Linked DNA regions of Mus musculus: region 2 is linked to region 1. A link is a loop called in an ENCODE intact Hi-C map of the cell type or tissue named here. Cell type or tissue: gastrocnemius. All regions are shown on one strand. Each heading gives the region's core, and the rest is flanking DNA. Links, peaks and the distances in the headings are about the cores only.

Evidence for each region. Peaks named below come from ENCODE experiments on the same cell type or tissue, not always from the same donor. Only the 100,000 strongest peaks of a DNase experiment are listed, where the experiment ranks them.
Region 2: a loop joins it to region 1, with 3.0 times the contacts of the local background. A loop is called at or near these places in 8 of 42 quality-filtered maps.

What each region holds. Positions count from the first base shown.
Region 1 is chr4:82,503,879-82,508,000 of GRCm38, reverse strand. Nfib (nuclear factor I/B) reads left to right here and starts at 2,222. Exons shown (of 12, transcript NM_001113209.2): 1 at 2,222-3,270. The coding sequence starts at 3,241. Gm11266 (predicted gene 11266) reads right to left here and starts at 12. Exons shown (of 2, transcript NR_137202.1): 1 at 1-12. In gastrocnemius, for the core only: a CTCF peak has its summit at 1,746; DNase peaks (open chromatin) are centred at 773, 1,493, 2,132 and 2,570; H3K4me3 peaks cover 2,500 bases; H3K27ac peaks cover 2,500 bases.
Region 2 is chr4:82,587,642-82,591,763 of GRCm38, reverse strand. It overlaps Gm11267 (a long non-coding RNA gene), which reads left to right and starts at 3,500. Exons shown (of 2, transcript XR_003955228.1): 1 at 3,500-4,122. In gastrocnemius, for the core only: a CTCF peak has its summit at 2,056 (motif pointing right); DNase peaks (open chromatin) are centred at 1,455, 2,045 and 2,806; H3K4me3 peaks cover 182 bases; H3K27ac peaks cover 1,054 bases.

The DNA.
Region 1 (4,122 bases), core at 638-3,137:
GGGGACAACGGCTGTTTCTGGGCTCTGGCTGAAAAAGAGTGCTCTCTGGGTGCCAGGATTTCGCTGGGGGTGGTGTAGTGAGGAGGGAGGGAGGGAGGAAGGGAGGGAAGCAGAGAGATGGGCGCTGGATTTTTAAAGAGACCCCGAAATAATGGCTTCTGTAAGAGTCCAGGCATTCAAAGAGGTGTGTTCAAGGACATGAGTGCATTCGCGCCAAGGGGAATGTCTTTTATGGTAAATTAACTCCAGTTAAATTGAATATTTGTTCAAAGGGAAACTCCAGTAGTTAAAGCTGGTATTATCAGTGGAGCGTCCCCGCCCCCTCCCGCAGATTCTGGGGAGGGTGAGAAAAGGGATGCAGCTCACTACAAAGTGATGCTTTGGGATTGTTCGTTTTTATTCCCCCCCTCTTCCCGTCCCGTCTTTCTTTTAAAAGTTAAGATGAGGTTGCCTAAAATTTATGAGAGAAGTGAGTATTTATTTGGATTAACCCCGACTGTCACCTCCTTTCATCTATAAAGACTGTCAACTTTGTCCCAGCTTTTCAAGAAGAAGAAATGACCAGTACAAAAGAAATTAACGTTGTCAGAACGCTAACTAGAGGATTTGCCTAGCGGGGGCACGGAGGCCGCTCCCCGTGGCGCGTGCCCTAAAGGGTTAACTCGCCCCGGTTCTCACAGTTTCCCCCGACTTTACCTGTCCTCCTAGACCCGCCGCCCTCCCCGCCTCCCCACCCCCTGCGCCTTTCTTCACCAGGCTCTTGGTTTACAGGGGCTGCAGCTGGTAGACTTGGCAAGCTCGCCTCATTAAGAGCGCTTTTTGAAAACGGACTGTGTTTGAGCATTTCCCTAATGAGGACAGGACGGGGTTAAAAAGTGACCATTTCATGGTTGACTTGAACCTGCCTACTTTTCTTGATGTGTCGTTGTGAAATGCTTGATGTGGGTAACTTCCACTTGGGGAAGGAAAAAGTCACTGGTTCTTTCAGGTCCGCTGGGGGAGGGCACGGTGGTCAGGAGTGCGAGGACTGGAGAAAGTTGAGGGGGGGAAAGTCCAGGACGCGGGGTGGGAGCGGGAGGCCGCGGGGGGCCTGGAAACGCTCGGCGGCCCCAAGCTAGGGCGACATGGAGCCCCGGGCGCTCACTTTTCTTTCTCCATTGTCTGGGGCAGCCTTTGATTCCTCCATTTCCCCACCCACCCCTAGCGGAAACCCGGAATTTGGGGGGCGGTGTGTGTGGGAGAGAGTGCCCGCGCGAAAGGGGGTGCTGGCCGGTCGCCTCCAGGGTCCCGGGAATCAAGTTCATTCACTCGGCGGGGGGCGGGGCGGGGAGCCGGCGGGAGCCGCCGGGGAGACCCGCAGCCGCACACGCACCCCGCGCGCTCCCGCCCCGCAGCCTCGGGCGCGCCGCGGCCCCGCCCTGCCCGCACCCCCGCGGGAAGGGAGCCGCTTTCCGCCGGCGCCCCGGGCTCTGGGGGTGGGGATTGGGACGCGGCCAGCGCGGCAGGAGGAGGAGGAGAGGAGGGGCGAGCGGTGGCGCGGCCTTCCCGCTCCGAGCGCGGCCACGTGCACCGGGCGCCGGGGGAGGGCGGGCCGCTGCGGCGAGGCTCGGGGGACCCTGGGGACCCCGGCGCCCCTCTCCGATCGCCAGTGCGAGCTCCGGGCTGGGCTGCCCGCCGCGCCCCGGGCTCCGCGCCCGTCCGCTGCAACTCCAGGAGGCCAAGTTCACTCTGGCCCCCGCCTCCACCCTCCCTCTCCCTCCAGCCGCCTGGGGTGCTAGAGTCGGCGCCCTAGCCCCGGCTCGGGGCGGCCTGGGTGTGAGGGAATTTTCCATTCGTTTCTTTCTTGGGCCCAGGCCGGTTCAGGGCTTCTCCCCTTAGGATGTTCTCGCGTCTTGAGCGTCTGCAGCGAGCAGTGAAATAACCTCTCCCTGGGCGGGTTTTCGGGGGTAAACGAAGAGTGGCAGAGAGAAGAGCTATTTTTGAAAAAAGAAAAAAGAAAAGAAAAGAAAAGAAAAGTCCCAATACTGTGGCACCGGTCTGATACCTTTAACAAATGAGGGGGAGAGACGCGAGGGCTGGGGGAGGCGCGCGGGAGGAGGAGGAAGGTGGGGGGCGGGGGGTGTGGAGAGGCTGGTGCAAAAGGAACGCGCGTTTGCAGGAGGAGGAGGAGTAAAGCGGTGATTGTGTAATTAAATAATAAAACAATCCTTAAGTCTGATTTGGAGAGAGCTCGAGCGGGGTCCAGAGGGTGGAACCGGTGAATCTTTCAACTTGCAAGTTTTTCAAGGAAAGAAAGCGAGAGAGGGAGGGGGAATAGAGCCCAGGACAGAAAAGAGGAGTTTGCAGCCAAGCGGGATCGATCGTTTGGGATTTTTTTCAGGAGGTCCTTCCGATCCTTTCCGTGGGCTGTGGCCAGCGGCACCGGCAGCGGAGTCCACGCGCGGCGGGTCAGACCCGGGGCGAAGCGGGCGGGCGGCGGTGCGGCGGGGCAGGAGCGCAGCAAAGGCTTTTCCGCCCGGGAGCTCCGCGCCTGCGCCCCCTCCCTCACCCCGGCCTCTCCCTGCTCCCCCCCACCCCCACCCCCACCCGGCCCTCTCCTGCGCGCGCCCCGCCACCCGCGCGCACTCGCTTGCGCTCCCCCTCGCGCACACACGTGGTCGGCTCGCAGCAAAGTTTCGCCTGCGATCGCCACTCCCGGATCCTGCTGCAGTGTTGGCGGCGGTAACCTTGAACTTTACCAGCGCGGTGACACATTCTCCTCGCTTTCCCCACCGCCTGGCCTCCTGCGCCCCCCTCCCCGCCTTTTTTTAAAAAAAACATTTCACCACCCACCATCACCCCAATCCAACCCACACCGAACCCTCGCGCACCCCAACCCCCAACAACAAACAACAACAACAACAACTGCAAAACAGAAAACAAATCCCCTAAACCAGGCGACCAGCAGCCTGCACCAGCGGCGGCAGCCTCGGAGAGCTCGGCCGGCGCGCGCGAACCGCAAGAGGGTTAAAAGTGTAGATTGGATTTCACCCCGGGAAATCTAGCTCGCCGAGTGAACTTGAATCTTTGGCTATTTAAGGAGGACTGGGTTTGTTGCGAAGTTGCGGTGAACCGGCGCAGTGCCCCGTCCTGATTGATCGCATCGCTGGGCTCAGATGACTGTAAAATGAATAGATGAAATCCTTGCTTCTGGAAGATTTTCTTGGGCATCTCCGGGAAAGTGCGTTTTAAGGCGAAGTCATGATGTATTCTCCCATCTGTCTCACTCAGGTACTTATCTTGGTCGCTTTCTCGAGCTTTCTCTGGCCCCAGACGCCTTTGTTGTGTCTTCTTGCTCTTGTGCTGCAGACCCTCAAAGGCTTTGCCTAACCTTGGCACACCCTGGTCTTCCCCGAGAAGTAGTGCGGAGTTGCGGTGGGCTGTGCGGGCGGCGTGGGACCACGGCTGCCGTGTGCGCCCATCCCAGCGCCCGAGCGGGGAGAGCCGGCACCGGGCGGGCGAGGCTGCTGGGGGTGGGCAGGGCCGAGACCTGCGGCCGTGAGCCCCTGTCCGCCCCTAAGGAGATTGCGGCGAAGGCAGCGGCGGCGGTGGTGGCCGCGGCGGCACCCTCACTCCCTGGCCGGTGCGCGTGGGGCGGACTCCGGCTTGGGAGCGTCTGTAGATGGACTCTTGGGCAAGGGGCTGAGAACTAGGCTTGAGCGCCTTTGGACTCTGCTGCCCACAGTGGGCGGGTGACGCCGCCAGTCTAGGTGGTGGTCCAGAGGACTTATTACTTTGCGTTTTGGGGTGCCTAAAGTCCTGTTCTACAGTGACCCACATTTCGGGTTTTTAAAGACCTCACTTCAGAGGCGATCTTTTACGCTGACAAGAAGTTGAAGTGTTTGTGGTGAATTTTTAGGACTTTTAGGACACGTTTGTTTTAAAAGTGAGACTTGTTCATTTGATGATATTTGAACATCGCTCGCAAGGCATAAAGTAGTATCAGAAAAGTGAGATTTTTTTTTTTAACTTGGAAATTTGCCTTAAGGAACAACGTTAGGAGGTAAAACACTGTCTTTATACCTAAAAACCCAAACTAGTTTCTATCCCTTCAGTCAGATGGTAAAATGAAGAAGTGGTCAG
Region 2 (4,122 bases), core at 704-3,203, 84 kb before region 1:
AGGAGAGGGTATGTATGGTTTTATGCTTCTCTTCCTCTGCCTCTAAGCTTTCAAGTTTTATTTCTTCTCTGTATCTTACAAATGAAAATTTAAGGCTATGTCCAATGGCACATGCATATGTACATACACATACTTGAGAGAAACAGCAATGATCTGCAGTGTGTGTGTGTGTGTGTGTGTGTGTGTGTGTGTGTGAGAGAGAGAGAGAGAGAGAGAGAGAGAGACCTTCTATGTGAGAAGCCAAAGCCATCAACTGTCATCTCTGTTATTCACTGTCATACTTGCTTGATATAGGGTCTTTCATTGAACCTGGAACTAGGCTGGTAGACAGTAAGTACCAATGAGCCTTCCTTCTCTGCCCCTGACCGCACTGGGTTCCAGGTGCAGACAGCCACACCTGTCTTTGTATGTAGGGACTAGTGTCTGAGCCCCAGGCTGCCATGCCTGTGCAGCTGCAGCCACTGTCCTTGCTCACTGAGCCATCCCGCCAGCCTCAATAGACAGTTTTGACAGCACTTTGGAATTCATTGTAGCCAGAGGGTGGGAGAAAAGTTCTCTGGTCCACCTGTTCACTCTTATCAATGGGTAAAGACTACGAAAGATTTTTCTGGAAAAGAATTTCTATGATCCATGACCTAATACTCTCATTACAAACCTTAAAATGTCATCTTCCCTAGATAATTAAAATGATATGATACTGAACACTTCTGGAATGCTCAAATTATTTCTTGTCAATGCAAACCAGTATTTCTGGGTTCTGTTCAGATCTGCCGTGGGGAAGTCCCATTCCTAAGAACAACCAAGGGGATATAGAATACAGAACTACCAAGGGCATCTTGACCCCATAGGAAGAACAACAATATCAACTAACCAGACCCCCACCCCAGAGCTCCCAGGGACTAAACCACCAACCAAAAAGTATACATGGCTGGGTATACTGAAGTCTGTGGCTGCAGCTCCATATATAGCAGAGGATTGCCTTATCTGGCATCAAGGAAAGGGAGGGTCTTAGTCCTGTGGAGGCTTGATGCCCCAGCGTAGGGTGATGCTAGAGGGATGAGGCGGGAGTGGGTGGGAGGGTGAGTGGAGGAGCACCCTCTTAAGAGGCAAAGGGGAGGAGGGGGGATGTGGTGGGGGGTTTGCAGAGGGGAGACCGGGAAGGAGGACAACATTTGACATGTAAATAAATAAAGTAACAAAAAAAATACAGAATTATCAAAGTGAGCCAGAAGATATTTATTAAGTGTCTACTTATAGAGTGAAAACTGTCCTAGGAAATGAGAAGGTGGCTTGAGAAAGATAGATAACCATCCCAAGAATCTTGTAGCTACCAAGTCAGTTAGGACACCGGTCTTGGTAAAGGCAGAAGAGTAGGATGCCAGAGAATCGAGGCTAGATGCGGAGGCACATGTCTTTAATACCAGGACTCAGGGAGGCAAAGGCAGGCACGTCTCTGTGCATTCGAGAACAGCCAGCCTGGCCCCACCTTCTCAAAAAAAAAAAAAGCCAGAGAATGGAAACAAGGCCTCACGAGGATACAATGTCACAAATCCAGGGTCTGTGCAGCAAGACAAGACCCTGTTGCAAAATGGTGCTGGTGGAAGAGAGATGGGTAGAAATCAAAGCTAATTAATTTATTATATCCTACAACTGAATGTCCTCCAAGTTGATAACAACAGAATTTTGACTAGAAATTACCCTTTTGAATTAATTTGATCCAGTGACTCTTCTGATAAAACCTTGGAATTCCTGTTCAAATGTCTTAGCACCCAGTTGACCACTTGCTTTTGGAAGATTGGTCCTCTCAGTGGAATCCACCCGCACAACATTCTCTCCTTGCTTAGAGGAGCTTAGGAAAGCATTCCTGGTTACCAGGGCAAAACATTGGAGAGAAAGGAAGTGAGGCTTCGGTTGAAGGTTGGCCTCTTTGCAGATGGCTTCCTAGAGAGGCTTCTGCCAAGCCTGTGCCTCCTCCTAACTCCAGTCACAGAGAGAGCATCAGTGATTTGCTCTCCCAGGATCTGGTTTCAATGGGCAACATCTCATTAACCAGACCAGCAGATGTCAGTCCTGACCCACTTTTCCTCAGGTTTGAATCAGTACCGCTCCAGCTGGTTTGCTGTCTCTGTCTTATTTCTTCTTCCTGAGGTGGAGGGCCCCTGGCTTGCTTTGCTTTGCTAATATTTGCCTTATTCGGTAGTCATTATGTGATAAGCAGGCTGTTTGCTTTAGGTTTGCCTTGGTGTGTCTCCTAGTGACTTTTATTCGTAGCTGGTAGCTTAACCCAAGTTACAGTTGTGAGCTGCTTGTTACTGAGTGTGCATAGGACACTTTGAACAGACCTGCTGCCTCAAAAATCCAAACCCAGGTCAAAATAAATGACTAAAATGAATAAATAATCAATCAATCTGAAGAACACACATAGCTTGTAACCTCAGTTTCATTTTAAAAATATCAGTGTGAACAGACTAAGGTTTACAAGCCCACCAGCAAAAATGCATATATTTTTTCTGTACATTTTTTTTCTGTACATTTGTTGAGCATGTATCTTATCCTGAACAAAAACATCTTGCATGTTATGTGGACGAATTAAGTCGTTAGTCAGCAGTACAAATGGAACTACTTTAAGGAAACAACATACATAACACAATTTTACAGTATATTCTATCTCCAAGATGCTGCTTACTGTCACGGCACACTTTCGATTGCAACTTTGAACTTGGAGATGAGTTTGTGAAGGAAGATGTGTGTGTGTGTGTGTGTGAGTGTGTGTGTCTGTGTGTCTGTGTGTCTGTGTGTGTGTCTGTGTGTGTGTGCTGCTCTCTGGACAAGGCATTGTTTGTAAGGACTGATTAGCTGCTGTGTGTGCCGAAGTCAACTGTCTTAGATTCCATACACAAGACAAGAGAACTGAAACACTGCAAAGAGGCCAGACACAAAAGAACACCAGGCAATATTATGTCACTTACGTTACAGGGTAAATGTTTATTTACCGAGTTGATTAGCTTAACCAACAAGAATTTCTTGATTTATTAAGAATAGCAATACAACCTGTAATATAGAGGTAATTTTAAAAATCCCACTAAAGATTGTAACACTCGGTGCCTTTTCAGGGCAATCCCTCTGGTAAGCAAACATATAATGTTGCTTTTACTTCACTTGAATGTAACTTGTGAGTTACATAAAAATCTAATCTAAGTGAACTGATTTTAATACACTTTTGAAGGCACAGTGAGGAAATAAATCATTGTTTATAATTCTTTTAATATTAAATATCAAAGTTATTTGAAAATTTGTATTTCAAGTTGTTATTTTAATTACTTCAAAATTCTTTGCCTTTTTTATTAGTAAAGAGACCAAATGTGTTGACAGCTGACAAAAACAGTTCATTCTCTCTCTCTTTCTCTCTCTCTCCATAAACACACACACACACACACAAATATATATATATATATATATATATATATATATGGAATATCTTCTTAAATTACATTTAGGATTTCTCTGTTAGTGTCGATTGCAAAATTAAAAGCAAAGCAAATGTGCTTTGTAAAGATTTATTATCCTGGCCTGTAAAATCATTTCCTGGTTCACTCTCCAGCATTCTAGATGGCTGCTTTTCAGTGAAATCATATAATGTGAGCCTTAATAACCAGGTGCCCATGCTAAAGTTCTATCATCCACACTCCAAAAAGTGAAATTAATTCCAATAATATATTTCCCAAAACCATTTTGTCATGCAGTCAATATTTTTAAAATTGCACATGCCTTTCTCTCTGTGAGAATTCATGCCTACAAATCCCCCATCACTTTGCGCTTACCGCCCTTCTCTATCCATACTTCCGGGGTATGGGTTAGAGGCCACCACCTCAGATACTGAAGGTAAAGGTGACTAAACCCTTCTCTGAAGACCTGGGGAGCGTCCCTGGTGAGCCGGTGGCCATGGAGAAGATTCATGACTGTTCTGTTAGTGGAGGAAACTCCTCCGCTGCACCGGAACCCTTTGTTCATGCTCTATTTTGTCTCTAACACGGGCCTTGCACTGTGAAACCCCACAGGTCTTTCGCAAGCTGTCCGACCCTCTGCCTGTCATGGCTACACAGCTGAATTTGCTGAGGGAGT